Linked DNA regions of Homo sapiens: region 1 is linked to region 2. The links are chromatin loops, found by intact Hi-C in ENCODE. Cell type or tissue: HepG2. All regions are shown on one strand. Links, peaks and the distances in the headings refer to the core of each region. The heading gives the core; the rest is flanking DNA. Region 1 overlaps CAST (calpastatin). Region 2 overlaps LOC101929710 (a long non-coding RNA gene).

Region 1 (8,346 bases), core at 248-8,247, 390 kb after region 2:
TTGCATAAACTGAAAGGATAGTTCCATAAATAGAAACTCATTAATGAGAATGTAGTGTGAAAGGATCCAAAATTTAAAATTTCTTTAAAAACATTTCAATCATAAGCTTTGTTTCCTTCCCAAAATAGTGTGTTAGCCTAGCAAGGGGCCATTATTTGAAGAAAGTATGTGTCTTCATTACTGAAGTAGAAGACATGATAAATTAAGAGGATAATTGACTTTAGCCTCTTCAAATAAAAATAAATAAATAAAAACCACTAGTTTGTGCTGATACTACCAAGCAGATAAAAAGGAAAGAAACAGCAGGAAGCATCGGACCCTAGTTTGTAATCTCTGACTGAAAAGTTCATGAAATGTTTAATCAAGTTTTATTCATGATTGTATATCTTGCCTATATTGAGAATGCATGCATGTACTTACTTGTTTTTGCACAAGTAATGTTTAGTTGGATAAAACTGTAAAATATCATACTAAAGATGCTAAGTTACAACCAGTTCTGTAGAAGCATTTCTAGAACTTTAAATTCGATCTCTGCATACAGGACTGTGATGTGCCCAGTAAAAATCCATGCACTAAATATTTACAATTTTGGGGGGATTATGTTGACAGAATTTCATAAAACTTTCCGTTACATCTGTGACTATTTGATCATAACTAAACATTGGATACATAGGAAAAAATGATATTCATGTAGTCTTTACACAGGGAAAGGAAAGGAATGAGAAATTAATTTTATTAATGGAAACCTTCGCTGAAAAAAACCTTCACTGAAAAAATGTAAACACAAACTGAAATATCTGCTTAGGACCTTAGAATGTAAGTGCCTACAGCTTCTTGGAGTTATACACATATGCATCGAGTAGATGCAATAGATGAATAGAATTGATATAATCATTTTAACCCTTTTTGTACATGTTACTTATTTGACTGACAGATAAAATAAAATTATACCTGGGGCTGTGCTCTTATATTAGGCCATTCCAGTCAGCCAACAGATGGAAGGACCACATCTTCCTAACAAGAAAAAACACAAAAAACAGGTGATGTTGTTCATTGTACTAGGGCATCTCTGTTTACTAACGGTTACATCACCCGCTCAGCATGTGCTAATAACTGCAATTCACAGTCTTCTGTTAACACTGAGATCCCATCATGGACTTTCTGTAGGCTTAGCTGCCCATCAGCCACATTCTGGCACTAAAAGTAATTTTCACTGCTTTCTGTGCCCTCAATTCTGTCACCATCCCATTGTTTTACACTGTCAGCCAAAACCCGTGATGAATATTTCACTGATAAAAACACCGTGTTAGTGGCATGGAAACACAGTGCCCTTGGCTTTGTGATGAAGGTTTTTATTTTCTGTTGCCCATTTATGTGTTACCATGTAAATAGTAATAAATCTTTACATATCTTTGATATACCTAGCAAGGAGATATAAATTGCTCCCTGAATAGTAAAGCAGAATATTAACTAGTATACCTAATTGTTTATCTAAAGAGTTGCAATTTCAAGCAAAGTGTAACAAACTTAACTGATAATGTTTATAATTACATTAAAAATCATCTCTTTTGAGTTTCCTCAGTTGAAGAAAATCTGTGATAGTCTTTGTAAACTATGTCTATCTTTCTTTTCTTCCTTCCTTTTTTTCTTTCTTTTTTTCTGAACTTAGGCTGTAAAAACAGAACCTGAGAAGAAGTCACAGTCAACCAAGGTAAATAGTTTAAGTCTGTTAGTTAGTTATTTGGATTCTTTTTAATAATAATGAATAATCAACTTCCTGCCTTGGCACAGCTGTGAATGGTAAAGGGGGTTGCTGGCTAATTTAATTAATTTTTAGACCCTTTTGAATGGCTGTGTACATGTAGAATATATAAAATATAACATTAAGTCCGTATATTGTTAAAAAGAATATATAATATTTTATAAATGAAAACTATTTCAGAAGCATTTTGTTCAAATCTAGTTTTTTGTTATATGTATAGTGATTGCTTTAAAAAAGAAAAAAGCAAGAGGAACAGAAGAAAAAAGGCAAAGAGTAGTAATGAATATCCAATTCCAATTCCAATGAGACATCAAGAATAAGGTGTCTGCTGAACTCAGCACCTAGATGGCTTAGGGATGAGAATCTTTCCTAAGAGGCTGGCTGGGTTTATCGTGACAGTCTTACCTCAGTTGGTGGAGCTAGTTAACAGTTACACAGGAGGCTAGCTTCTGTTACTTTCCTGACCCATGACTGTCCAGAATGAATGCCATTCTGCCTCTGCATGGAGGTGAACCCCAGGTTGTGTACGGCAGCACAAATGTTTCTCTTCAATAAGGTGCTGCATTTTATTTTGTCAAGCACTTAAAGCAAGTACTAAGACAAGACCACAAGGTTTCCTGTGGAAAAGCACAGATATTTGAGCCCAGGTACTTCAGGCACAGGTGAGGGTGAAAGGTGAGGCTTGTCTGATTTTGTGGAAGGCCTCCTGGTGGCCCCTGGGGATGGTAGAACATAGGGTACTCCGAGTGAAGAATTCAGCAGCTAAGTGGAAGTTGTCTTCTATTCCACTTTAAATACTTTTATCTACTGAATCGCAAGAAAATTGGGTTTCTGGTGGTAAGATCTTCTCTACTAACAAAGAAACAAAACTCTGTAAATCCTATGAAAGGAGTTTTTTTTTTTTTTTGCTTTTGAGACGGAGTCTCGCTCTGTCGCCCAGGCTGGAGTGCAGTGGCGCCATCTTGGCTCACTGCAAGCTCCGCCTCCCGGGTTCACGCCATTCTCCTTCCTCCGCCTCCCGAGTAGCTGGGACTACAGGCACCCGCCACCAAGCCTGGCTCATTTTTTTGTATTTTTAGTAGAGACGGGGTTTCACTGTGTTAGCCAGGATGGTCTTGATCTCCTGACCTTGTGATACGCCCGCCTCGGCCTCCCAAAGTGCTGGGATTACAGGCGTGAGCCACCGCGCCTGGCCTAAAATATATTTTCTAGAGTGGGATTAGCTGTCAACAAACTCAGTAGTCACATGGCTCATGTGTTATCTGTGTACATTTGTGAAAAACAACCAGTAATTTAGAGACATACGTGTATTTGAAAATATTATTCAGATGAAATACTGAATTTTTCATTATTCTGATAATCACCATTCTCAGAGACTGCTGACAGGGTTACTATTGACCTGATACCACATGTCTACTTCTGTGATCCTAAAGAGTGGGCCTGAGTGGGCCTAAGCGGGCTTTTCCTGAAAAAGGCAGAATGTTTTAGTTGGAATTTTGTTCTTGTTCTTGTTTGAAAGTATTACAAGTTGGATTCCAGTGTAATCAAGTTTAATCTTTTGAAATTGACAGCTGTCTGTGGTTCATGAGAAAAAATCCCAAGAAGGAAAGCCAAAAGAACACACAGAGGTAAATGATTATCATCAGGACTTAATTATAAGGCAACCTCTTTTGGTGGGATATAATTAAAATCTTTCATTAATTCAAAACTAATCCCTACAATGGATAGTTGGATATTAGTTTTTTCAGCTAAAATGGTGCCATCCTGTGGCAATAGCAGTGTTTACAATTTATGTGATTCTTGCTGAATTTTGGGGGAAGGATTTGCACTATTTCAAATTTTGTACCTAAAGTGAAATTGTCACATGTACATCACACTAATTGAAATTTACATAATTTAGAACCACAGACAGCACAACTGTTATGAACAATTTTTATTCTATAGAGAAAAGTATCAGTATTATGTTTAAGACTACCATCTTGTTAACAATGTCTTTATATGTGTGTGGGCACCTGTGTGTGTACTTTCAGCCAAAAAGCCTACCCAAGCAGGCATCAGATACAGGAAGTAACGATGCTCACAATAAAAAAGCAGTTTCCAGATCAGCTGAACAGCAGCCATCAGAGAAATCAACAGAACCAAAGGTAAATGAAGCAGATTGATAGGAAAACCTTAACATCAACTGGATAATAAGATACGGTTCCCCTGTTCACACTGAGGTGTGTAGTTCAATCTATGGGGCTGTGCTGAATATATTTTGTATTATAGTGATTTGGTATTATTATTTTGTTGGTTTTTCAAATAGACTTGTAGGAACTTGGATGCATGGATGGCTTGAGAAGGGCATCAGATTGGTCTAGGGGATGCGCTGTCCGTCCTTCTCCTACTGCCCAGCAATAACCAGCTGTGACTGCAGGGCAGCAGGCTCTGCTGTCTCCCAGACAGGCAGCTTTGGATTGAGGCTGCCTCCTGGACCCCCCACACCTGGGCTGGGGAACATATGTGCCCTGAATTATCTGGTTCTTTAAATGGAAATCCTAAAGCATTTTTAGGGTCGTGTTGTAGAAGAGCTGAACTTACAGAGCCAAAAATTAGAAATTGCTTCCATACTTCTGTAGTTAATAGCAGCCACCTTTTAGAAGAATTAACATCTACAAGAAATACTTTTTCATTGAGAGCACTTGGAAGATAATAACGAGGTCTGCTTCACAGTATATTTTATATCAGAGATCACAGATTTGTGATCTACCACTTAAATGCCACATGTATATTTTGTTTGGCTTACAATGTTGTTAAAAAATTATTTTTAATTAATTGCCAGCAATCAAAGTCAGGGCATTTCACATAACATCCCAAATTGTAACTTCTCTTGAAAAATCAGACTATCTAGTAAGAGTGAGCTCACGTGGCAACAATTGACTAGAGCCATTACACCTGGTATGTGTGCTCCAGTTTACCACAATCCTTACCTAGCCTGATTGACCTACGCAAGTTACCTGCGTGAACGTTTTAGGCTCTTGAGTCCAGCTTTATGTGGTGCTTAGCACTGCACCATGTACAATAGAAGTGAGCAAACATTCCCTTATGGTGTCCGTGAGGGTGAACTGGCAGATGTTAGTGACATTTGAAACTCATGATCTTGATAATAGCCATGCAGAGATACTTAGCTCTGTCAACCTTTTATCCTCACTGTCTTAGACTAAACCACAAGACATGATTTCTGCTGGTGGAGAGAGTGTTGCTGGTATCACTGCAATATCTGGCAAGCCGGGTGACAAGGTGAGCACACACAAGCAGACGGAAACGTGGGCCTCTGTGCTTCTCAAGTTTCTTTTATGAGAAACGTATGCTCAAATAACCTATCATCTGGCAAAACTGAACACTGCTTATATGTAAAATTTTGTGAAGAGCATGCATTTAAGGGATAGAGAGTGAACAAGATACCAAAAATAATTTGTAAATTTATATATTCAATAACTGCTTACTGAGTACATGCCATATATAACGTACTGATATCAATACCAAGGACATTAAAATGTGAGTTGACTCAGACTCTCCCTTCCAAATGTATAGATATGAAATAAAGCAAATACAATTTCCAGGAGCATTTGAATCGGCTTTTTCAGCTTTCAATGCTGATGCCAGCTGTCTTGATACTAGTGTATCACAACTATGACATCAACATGAATGGATATGAGAAGTTTTCAAAGGAAATATTTCAAGTCCTCTCAGGATGAAGTAGATGTGTTGAGCTGGGTGATTGTGGGCATAACTTCCTTAGATTTTTTGAAGAGCTGCTTCCAATACTTGCCCAGGAATATAAGATGAGAAGTTATCTACCTTTTCTACCCATAGCAATATAGAATTTTTTTTTTTACCTTATCCTTTAAGGTTTTTTTTTTTTTTTTTGCATTTATTTATTTATTTATTTTCATTATACTTTAAGTTTTAGGGTACATGTGCACATTGTGCAGGTTAGTTACATATGTATACATGTGCCATGCTGGTGCGCTGCACCCACTAACTCGTCATCTAGCATTAGGTATATCTCCCAATGCTATCCCTCCCCCCTCTCCCCACCCCTCCACAGTCCCCCGAGTGTGATATTCCCCTTCCTGTGTCCATGTGATCTCATTGTTCAATTCCCACGTATGAGTGAGAATATGCGGTGTTTGGTTTTTCGTTCTTGCGATAGTTTACTGAGAATGATGATTTCCAATTTCATCCATGTCCCTACAAAGGACATGAACTCATCATTTTTTATGGCTGCATAGTATTCCATGGTGTATATGTGCCACATTTTCTTAATCCACTCTGTCATTGTTGGACATTTGGGTTGGTTCGAAGTCTTTGCTATTGTGAATAATGCCGCAGTAAACATACTTGTGCATGTGTCTTTATAGCAGCATGATTTATAGTCCTTTTGGTATATACCCAGTAATGGGATGGCTAGGTCAAATGGTATTTCTAGTTCTAGATCCCTGAGGAATCGCCACACTGACTTCCACAAGGGTTGAACTAGTTTACAGTCCCACCAACAGTGTAAAAGTGTTCCTATTTCTCCACATCCTCTCCAGCACCTGTTGTTTCCTGACTTTTGAATGATTGCCATTCTAACTGGTGTGAGATGGTATCTCATTGTGGTTTTGATTTGCATTTCTCTGATGGCCAGTGATGATGAGCATTTTTTCATGTGTCTTTTGGCTGCATAAATGTCTTCTTTTGAGAAGTGTCTGTTCATGTCCTTCGCCCACTTTTTGATGGGGTTGTTTGTTTTTTTCTTGTAAATTTGTTTGAGTTCATTGTAGATTCTGGATATTAGCCCTTTGTCAGATGAGTAGGTTGCGAAAATTTTCTCCCATTTTGTAGGTTGCCTGTTCACTCTGATGGTAGTTTCTTTTGCTGTGCAGAAGCTCTTTAGTTTAATTAGATCCCATTTGTCAATTTTGGCTTTTGTTGCCATTGCTTTTGGTGTTTTGGACATGAAGTCCTTGCCCATGCCTATGTCCTGAATGGTAATGCCTAGGTTTTCTTCTAGGGTTTTTATGGTTTTAGGTCTAACGTCTGATCTTTGACAAACCTGAGAAAAACAAGCAATGGGGAAAGGATTCCCTATTTAATAAATGGTGCTGGGAAAACTGGCTAGCCATATGTAGAAAGCTGAAACTGGATCCCTTCCTTACACCTTATACAAAAATCAATTCAAGATGGATTAAAGACTTAAACGTTAGACCTAAAAGCAATATAGAATTAGTAATCAGTTTGGAGAGCATGTAATCAATTTGAAGCCACAAGTAAGCAAGTGAAGGAACAATGAGAAGATGGGAATGAAAAATGTAAAAGTAATATAGATTTATCTATACTTTTGCTTCTGTAAATGGGACAGATATCCTGCTACAGCTAAATGGTAAAGAAGGTCATAGGGAAAATGAGTTTTAGGGTAAAAGTATGGCACATCTCCCTGAAACATCATTTTTTTCCTTCTGGGATTTTGGGAGAAAAGGCACATTATTTTATCCAAATTAATACAGGTCTCCTATGGAGCAAAGGCAACATTTACAAAAACTTTTAAATGAAAATATCAAACTTAAAATTGTTTTTTCTTGCAATAGATCACTTGTATACTACCTTGAGACTCATAGCCTCACTCCAGGAAGACACAGCACTCTCTTGCACCAATGAGGAATGCTTACATGAAATGGTTTGAAAATGGATACATTTAAGGCAGAAGATTAGATACGTTAAAATAGATTTTTAAATGTAATCAATGTTTTCAGTTTGGAAATGGATAGATTTAAGGCAGAGGATTAGGCCCGCTAAAATAGATTTTTAAATGTAATCAAAATTTACAGTTTTGAGCTAAATGTAAATTAACCAGTGTTATAAGTGAAAACTAAACAATAAAATTAGGAGAGGCTTATGTGGAAGTCTGCCGTGCATTGACTTGTGCTGGAACTTGCAGCAAGTCATTTTACTTTACGTTGCCTCTGATTCTTCTCCCATTAAATAGGATTTAATGACTTGCCTTCTTATTTTAGTACATAGCATGTTTAAAGTACCATAAGGCAGGCAGATCACCTGAGGTCAGGAGCTCAAGACCAGCCTGACCAACATGGAGAAACCCCGTCTCTACTAAAAATAAAAAATTAGCTGGGCATGGTGGCACAGGCCTGTAATCCCAGCTACTCAAGAGGCTGAGGCAGGAGAATTGCTTGAACCCGGGAGGCAGAGGTTGCGGTGAGCCAAGATCGCACCGTTGCACTCCAGCCTGGGCAACAAGAGTGAAACACTGTCTCAAAAAAATAAAATAAAAAACTAAATAAGGTACCATGGTTGGTTCTGCAGGATGCACTAGCTATAGGCTGGCCTGTCTAGGGGGTGGGGAAAAGACAATGTACCTGGGGCTGTATTTCAATCAGATGAAGAAAGGCCCCCACAAGGTGTTATTTGGTGAGGAATGAAGGGATTCTATCTAATTCAGGGAATCCACAAGAGCTTTGGAAGAGTAGATCCAAGTTCAGTTAGGCATGGAAGGATAGCTGGGATTGCAGGTGTTGAAAAGTGTAAGATGTGTTCTGGGCACA
Region 2 (8,346 bases), core at 183-8,182:
TATATACTGAACTTATGATGCTCGTTACTAAATGAATGATAATGGACATGAAATAGTCTGTAATTCATAGTCAAAATCTACCATTGCTATGTTTGTCTAAGGAAGCTTCAGTGAGTATACTTCAGATGCATATGAAGTTAGAAAAACAGTTAACAGAAATAGTTCAGTAGAGAAATCCTGATCCTAGGACTAATAAAACTAGATTTTCTTAAATCCAAATGCCTGTGAGATTCTATGCAGAAGGATAATTTGTATCCAGCATGTAAATAATCATGATTCTCAGAAGGAATTATTTGCACTTTAATTGCTCTTAGTAATGGAGAGTTGTGTCTTCTTATTTGTCCCCTTGTCATTAGAAAGTATCACTTACCATACATTTAATTCAAGTTTTCATCTTAAAAAATGTTACTCTAGAAATCTTGATCACAATCTCCTTTCATTCCTGCCCACTCCCATCCCCCCACCCTCCACCCCACCCCTCCACCCTGCTTGGTTTTGGTTTGTTGTTTTGTTTTTTACAAATCAGTGTATAACTCACTAAGGCTCAAGATACTATGTTTGAAACCTGAAAGCCAGCCTGAAGGTCAAATTCGAAATAACAATTTTCTTTTTGAATTTGAAGTCTCATTAGTGTAAGTGCCAGGATAACAACCCACAGTCTTCTTAATATAGTGGTTCCCATTTACATACTGTATCCTTAAACCACCTCTATTATCCCTTTCTGGGTGTTTTTCTTTCAAATGGTGCTTGTTTTACTTAAATAAACTTTCTTTAGATTAAACTTTCAGATAATGACTTCAAGTGGAAAACCAGTATCCTCTGTCATAATAAATGATATCCAGGAAGAGAAGTAATGGTAAAAACAATAAAATATTATTGAATTCTAGCTAGGAACATGAACCTACCACGGCACTGAGCCTAAATCTTTTTCTCCTTATGTTAAGTGTTAAAGATATGTTGAATACACTAAATGGAGACTTTCTCTAGACAGTATGATGAGTACAGGGAAGTTGAAAAGAACTTTCTCACAATATGATTTCGTGGATTTAATAGCTTCTCCCAACCAAAAATTACCTTTACCTTAGAAAAAAATTCCTTGATAAAATCAACTCAAATCCCCTAAGTTTAACAAGTGATGGTGGTAATGTACAGTCCTCAATGTGAGACCAAACTGAATCCAAGGCTGTATTCCCCAAGATTCTTCTTCCTCACTAATTCTCACTAATATAGAGTGGCTGCCGCCACCACCACCATGATGCCCTCCAGGTGTGCCCTCCTGGACATTCTGGCTCAAGCAAACACAGGCCTCCTTCCTTAATTCCTCTGAGGACACATGGGAAGAGCCTGGAAGTTTAAATATGACTTCATAGACAAATAGGATAATAAAAAGGAAATAAACAGAAAAACTTAACTCATCTGCTTTTTCATTGTTGGTTGGGGGTGTTTTTGAGGCAGTGGTTCCCCAACTTTTAGCACATATGGAAACCAGCTGGGGATTGTTAAAACAGAGTGCTGGGCCCACCCCCATATTTTCCAATGCAGCGGGGCTGGATTGGGGCCTGAGAATTTACATTTTGAACAAGTGCTCAGGTGAGGCTGGGGCTGCTGATCTGGAAGCCACTCTTGGAGAACCACTGTCCTTAGAAGACGCATTGCTGCCTGGCTTCTGCCTACCTGCCTTTAAGCCAGGTCCATATTTCAGGTCTATTTGGAGACTTGTCAAAGGACAGACCCTAATTATAAAATGGAAAGGCAGCTAGTCCCATACATAAGATTGAATTGAATTCTCTTTTTCTTGCAAGCTAGCATAGATTGGTTCTTCCCTCATAGCTAGCCGTATGACTCCTTCTCATTGAGATCACCCAGCCATATCTCCTCAATTCTTTATTTCCCACATTTGCACATCTCTGAAAATGGGATGTGTTTCACAATCATGCCACAAACGCCCTGAGCCTACGGGAATCCTGTTGTACTTGTTCATAGTATCATTGCTTCACTGAGTTATGTGCATTTTTGGTACCGCATAAGTTGATTCCATTGCCATTTAAAATGTCTTTAAAATTATGATACTGTAATTGAGCATTGAGACAAAAAGTTATTGTGTATGAAGAAAGGTGTGGGAATAGGGCAATGAAGCTTACATTTGGTATTGAAGGAAATATTTTGTTTCTAGAAGAATGATCACAATTTCATATTTTTAAAAAGAGCTATTAACAGTTTTATTTTAAAATAGCAACATGTACAATGCACTCATACATAGTTTGCAATTGTTAAAATGATGATGAAAATCTTTAACCTCACTAAAAAAAAACACATTTACAGATTTTAAAAATTCTTTTAGGGGGTACACAAGATAAAAATTTAAAGACCTCAGCTGTAGATTGCAATTTTCCAAATGGATCTCACAATACTGGCACCTAGCCAAAATAAATTCTTTAACCAAAGATAGGAAAATGAGAAAGTAGGACAACTTATTGATTTTTTAATAAAATGATGTTAAATGTTTTCAGTTTAAAGTTCTGTTCTATTTTCTGAAATTAAGGTGCTTGCTACCTTTTTAGGGGGTTGAGAGGAGTTTAGTTTGAAAATAATGATGTTAATATTAACATGCTTTTCTTTTTTCATTTCTACATTGCCTTTGAAAGCAACAGCTATGTGCTTTACAGGGCTTGCCTAAGGAGGCTACCTGTAAGGAGAAGAAGCTGAGTTTCATTTTGCTACTGAGAAACACACAAAGGATTGCCTTTAACTTCCTAAGCATTGCAACTGAAAGCAGAAGAAATTGCCAGATCCCTGCTGATTTATGAAATGCATTTCAAAGCCACAGAACTACCATTTTAGGCATTGCAGCACAATTTAATTGGCATTATTTTTCTTACTGGTCCAGAAAATAATGGTGTGATTTACAAATGTTGATGTCTTCAATTTGATCAAACACTGTATTTAAAATTGTATACCTCTTCCTGCTGATCTACTTTATCCTGCTCTACTGCACTATATGATTCACTAATTAACTCTAAATTTACCATCAGTCTCCTTCAGCTGGAAGATGAGCTCCTTGAAGGCAAGCATCTTTGTTTATTCATCGTAGGGTCTAGATAAACCAATGTTTAATACATAATTGTTGAATGAATTAATGACTGAAGGAATTGGATCGTAACCCCTACTTGAATGTAATTTTACACTTACCCTTGTGACCTTGATAGAACTAATAGTCCTGCCTTTGTCAGGCTGGCAGCTTTATGTCAAATCTACATTTTGGGTGTGTAGGAAGACTGGCCAAGGGACAATATCAAAGGCTAGTACCGCAAGCCCTAAAGCAATAGTGAAGAGTGACATAGTTTCTAGTGATGAGTCTGTATGTATAGGAGGGAAGTGGGCATTGGGATGAGGAAGGAATCAAGGATTATTCTCTTATAGCCATGGATATATTCAAATGTGTGGAATGAATGGATGAGTAAATGCAACATTTGACAATTTCTCCAAATATGGTTTTTTTTCTCATGTACTAATGGTTATATTTTTTAAGTGGTAATCTCATTACCTCTCCAAGACCAAGCAAGACATCAATCAAATTGTGTGAGAAGCAAATTCACACATTAACTTAACCATGAAAGCAAGCAGTGGCTCATGTGCCATGAAAAGAATTCAGATTCAAAGGAATGCGAATCAGGTAGCAGGCTGAGTAAATATTCTCACAATCAGACTATTCTCACAATCAGACCTTGACCTAGTGAGAAATTAAACATACTCTACTTTTCCTTTAGTCTTCATTTATTTTTGCTTAAGTTTGTGGGGGATATGCTGGCTTAATTTGCATCTGATGATTGTATTTCTTCTTGGGAGAAATGGAACAAGTGACTAATACCTACCAGGTGGATGGCAGGTAGGCAGAGGTGAATGGAAGCAGAGCCAACACATTTTCTGTGCCAAGTACAATTCCCCAGGCTGAATTATATTTCAAATTTGTTTGCATTGGTTCTTTCATTATTGCTTACACAAATAGAGCTGAAAAACCACATGGTTAAGTACAGAATACCGTGATATAATGACTTGTAGACACAAGGGGTCAGCATTTGAACACAGATGATTTGGTCGAAGTCTTGCCTTGTTCCCTTCTGCTGCTCTACTCTGGCTTGATGTGCTTATGTGTATGAGGGTAGATATGGAAATGAAATTCAATTTGTATTTTGCACATCGCTTTCTTTTCCAGTTTAGAATTTTGAGATCTCCCTTTTATATTTAATCAGTCTGTTATTGTCATGGGAGATGATATCTAACAAGGAGTCTTACCAGTCTCACTGGCCCCAATGGTTTCAGCAAACTTCAGTGACCTCCAGATATACGCTAATTTTTCTCTTCCCAAAAGAGCTTCTTAACCTAATCTACTCTTTTTTGAAGAGTCTTAACCTAACCTACTCTTTTTTGAAGAGTCCCTAATCTATGCTTGCTTAATACATGTGTTGGATGATACACTATTTTACTGATACAAATCTACCAGAAACAGGAGATTTGTGGTTGGAGAGATTGTATCTTGATTCTGAGCTTATTCTGAGCTTTCGACTTAGCATTGGGCTCCATTATAATTGCTCTGTCTTTGATCTGTCCTTTCACTTTCTACGTCTAACTCAGTGCAAATGCATGCTACAGTATCTCTTAAGAAACACTATATTATTCCCATAATTAAAAATTATTACAGTAAAATTCACTTTTTTGGGTGTACAGTTCCTTAGCTGGGTATCACTGGCTCAGGGTCTCATGAAGCTGTAATTGAGATGTCAGCCAGAGCTGCTCTCCCATCTGAAGGCTTAACTGAGGGAGAATCCACATTTGCTCATGTGGCTATGGGTGGGATTCAGTTCCTCAGGGACTGTTGGACTAGGGACTTCAGTTCCCTGCTGGCTGTTGCTGGAGGCTTCCCTCAGTTCCTTGTCATATCTCCATAGGGCAGAGTGACCCAGATGACACAGCTTGTTTCCACACAGGTGAGAAAGTGAGAGACTGAGAGAAAGATGAAAGTCAGGGTGTTTTTGTAACCCATGTAAAAGTGACATCCCATCATGTTTACTGTATTCTATTTATTGGAAGCAAAAGTAGGGAGGATTACACAACAGTGTGAACATCAGAAGGCAGGGATCACTGGGGACCATTTTAGAGGTTGCCACCATAAAGGCTGTCACAATGATCCAATTGAGAAATGATGGAGTTTGCATTTGGGTGGTGCCAGTAGGCTAACATCCTCCGATTGCAAAATATGAGTGACATTTAGAAGAATAAAATTGCTAAAACATGATGGTTGATTGGCTATGGTAGATAAAGGAATAAAAAATTTTGAAGAAGACTCCAGATTTCGGGCTTGAGCTCCTGAGTAGATGGCAGTACTATTCACTTATAATGATATTCTGCAGGAAGGCAGAGATCGTGACTGCTGTTTCGGACATATTAGCTTGCAAGTACCTGTGAGGCATCTAATTTGAATATCAGGCAGGTGGTTAGATATTCAGATTTTGAGCTTATAAGAAAGTTGTGGATCAGATAATGGATTTGGCTTTTGTCACTGTAGAGATTGTAATTGAAGCCTGTCTTAGGTCCAGTTTCTAGGAGCACAAATTTCCCAAATAACAAGTGAGTCAGTAGGAATGAAGTGAACAGACTCTTTCTAGTTCTACCCCTTGACTCCTGGATTCGTATATTCTACCACTGGATACACAGTACCACATAATGACCATTGGTAGAAGGTATATACTACATCCTAAAGCAACACCCAAACCTCATAATGTATCGTCTGTAAGCTGGCACCTCAGTTGTGACTTTAAGAAACTGTTCCAATCTCTATCAAAATAGCAATATCTGGGCTATACAGTATGTGGGAATTGGTGGGTTCCATACTCACGCACCTGTTCTGTGACCCCCATCTGTCATAAGTTGGCTTCCTGGTCTGATGCAATATTATTCAGGATTCCATGTCAGTAAATCAAGTACTCTGTGAGTCTTTGAATAGTAGGTGTGAATTGAGGCACTGCGGGCAGAAAGGCAAACCTATACCCAGAAAATATGCTATTCCTGGATAAGACAAATCACTTCTCTTTTCAAGGTAGAAAAGGAATTATTTGCAACTAAATGGTGTCTTCTTGAGAGATAGCATACTGGGCATCTTTCAGACGGGTTTCAGCAGTGGCAGTAACTAGATCAGCATTGGTGGGAGGGAGACCCTTCCACTGGGCTCACGCAGAGCCTCCATTTGAATATCCGTGACTATTCTTTGAGGAGGCCCAGTGTGCCAGCCCTGGTGTGGCCAGGGCTACCTGACATTTACCAGTCAAGTCATCCTGTCCATCTAGTTTTGTAGAGCCTCTTCTACAGTGAATACTCCCTAATGGACATTAATGCATGATACACAGTTTGCCCATTCCTATGGGTCCATGAACCTGTTTCTACTCCAGATCTCTTTGTTCCCAATCTTCCAATCCAAATAGTTCAATTCCAAATGATCCATTCTGCACTGCTCAGAAGTCCGTGCTTATCCTTCCTTCAAGCCACTCTCTTCACACAAAGTGGATGACCAGGTGCACTCCTGTTCAAAGCTGGGACCTCTGTCATGCAGCAGCAGTCTATTTTTGTTTGTACTAGCATACCAAGCTGGTCTATCTGTAAATCAGACCTTGGTTTTTTTCTCTCCTTCATCACTGGCGGGTCCTCAGTTATTATACAGAACCATTTTGGCATACCTGCATCTTGGGCTTTTGAATCTCTTCCTTAGAACTCTGGCAAGACTACTCTGGTACCTCCACCTCATTTAATGTGAGTCAGCCTTATCATCCCACACCAAGTTCCTAAGAGTCATCCCAGCAATGGAATAAGACCAGTTCTAAACCCCACAGGAAATCCTCTGAAGGGTCATTGGGAGCAAAAGTGAACTAAAACCAGGGAAGAGGCACAGAGACTGGTAAAGATGATTTGAAGAGAGCTGTGCAGCCACTAACCGTGTCTACTATGAAGCCATCAGGGTGGATGATGTGGAGAGAGGGTGAAGTGAGAAGAACACAGTAGTTCAGAGAGAGCCCTCCCTACAAAACCCCCAAACCCCAATAGTTAATGATTAATAGAGAAAGTATTGCCTACAAATAAGACAGAAATCGAGTTTCAAAAGATGATGCCAGACAATGTTTTAAGTAAAGGATTATTTCATTGAATTGGCAGATGCTGAGTCATTAAGTAAGCTGAAAAGTTCAAATGCATTCATCGGATGTAGTATCATGGAGGTCAATGATGACCTTGTCAAGGGCAGTATCAGTGGCATGGTGGGCCCAGGAGCCAGATTTAGAGTAAGAGTTGGAGGAAAGTAAATAAAGCCAAGTAAAGAAAGGTAACAGAAGAAGGAAGGGAAGAAATAGGATGATGGATGGAAAGGACTATAGGATTAAGGGAATATTTTATTCTACTCTTTGTTTTGTTTTTAAATTTGGAGAGACATGAATAATGCTAGTTTGAAGGAGGCCTGGGAGAGAGAGGGAGAGGGAGAGAGAGAGAGAGAGGGAGAGATAGAGAGATTTGTTGGTGCCTGATTCCTAAGGAGAAGACTCTAGGGAAAAAGATTCTAAGTCCAGATGAAGGAATTGCTTTTGATGGTAAGGGACAATCTCCATATTGCAACAGAAAGGTGGAGAAAATGATAGTTTTGGGATTTGATGGTGGGAAGTTGAGGCTATATAGTTCCAATCAGATGGTTTATTTTCCCCCAGTAGAAGACAGGGTCATTTGCTAAGAGTTCATGGGTTGGAGAAAGTAAGAGGATTGAGGATGGTGGACAGTGTCTGAAAGAAAGGACAGATGGTGTACAGAGGAGGCAGATGGCAATGGCAATGAGGAAGACAGAGACTGTAAGCCTGGACTCAGCAGGTCCAGGATTTACAGAGGCTGGAAAAATATTTGTCTGGAACATGAACCCACTTCCAGCCCTGAGATACCTGGGGAATTAGGAAATATGCCACTTCTATCAAAAGGGCTGTAACGGAAGTGGTGTTCCACATGGGAAGTTAGGGTTAATTATGAGCAGAAAGTGCAAGGAAGACATGTTTGAGAATGTAGAAGAATTGTTTCATAGAGCTGGGGTTTCTGAAGAGTAAAATGAAGATTTTGGGAGTTTGGGAAGGACAGGGATTAAGTCAGGAAGGAGAAAACATAGAACATTACACAAACCAACAAAATATTCTATAATTTTTTTTTTCTGGTCTCTCTCTCATTTTTCTTTTCAACCAACAAGGACACTATTTTTTTTTTTTTTTTTTGCTAGTTATCAGTATAAACTGTTCCCTATCCAAGGGAATTCAATTAGGACAATTTGCA

Evidence for each region. A loop is a pair of places that touch in the nucleus more often than their neighbours do. Peaks named below come from ENCODE experiments on the same cell type or tissue, not always from the same donor. Only the 100,000 strongest peaks of a DNase experiment are listed, where the experiment ranks them.
Region 1: it touches region 2 in a loop (4-fold over the local background); 11 of 110 quality-filtered maps call a loop at or near these places.

What each region holds. Positions count from the first base shown.
Region 1 is chr5:96,725,820-96,734,165 of GRCh38, forward strand. It overlaps CAST (calpastatin), which reads left to right. Exons shown (of 32, transcript NM_001750.7): 5 at 975-1,040; 6 at 1,670-1,711; 7 at 3,334-3,390; 8 at 3,793-3,906; 9 at 4,961-5,041. Among named protein-coding and RNA genes, the nearest start is that of CAST, 68 kb to the left of the region's middle. RefSeq lists an enhancer at 8,205-8,346. In HepG2, for the core only: a CTCF peak has its summit at 3,534 (motif pointing left); no DNase peak of the experiment used is centred there.
Region 2 is chr5:96,340,870-96,349,215 of GRCh38, forward strand. The region is part of intron 3 of LOC101929710 (a long non-coding RNA gene); the gene reads left to right. It overlaps LOC107986365 (a long non-coding RNA gene), which reads left to right. Exons shown (of 2, transcript XR_001742457.1): 2 at 2,646-3,480. It also overlaps a transcript of CAST not described here. Among named protein-coding and RNA genes, the nearest start is that of PCSK1, 88 kb to the right of the region's middle. In HepG2, for the core only: a CTCF peak has its summit at 4,067 (motif pointing right); a DNase peak (open chromatin) is centred at 4,082.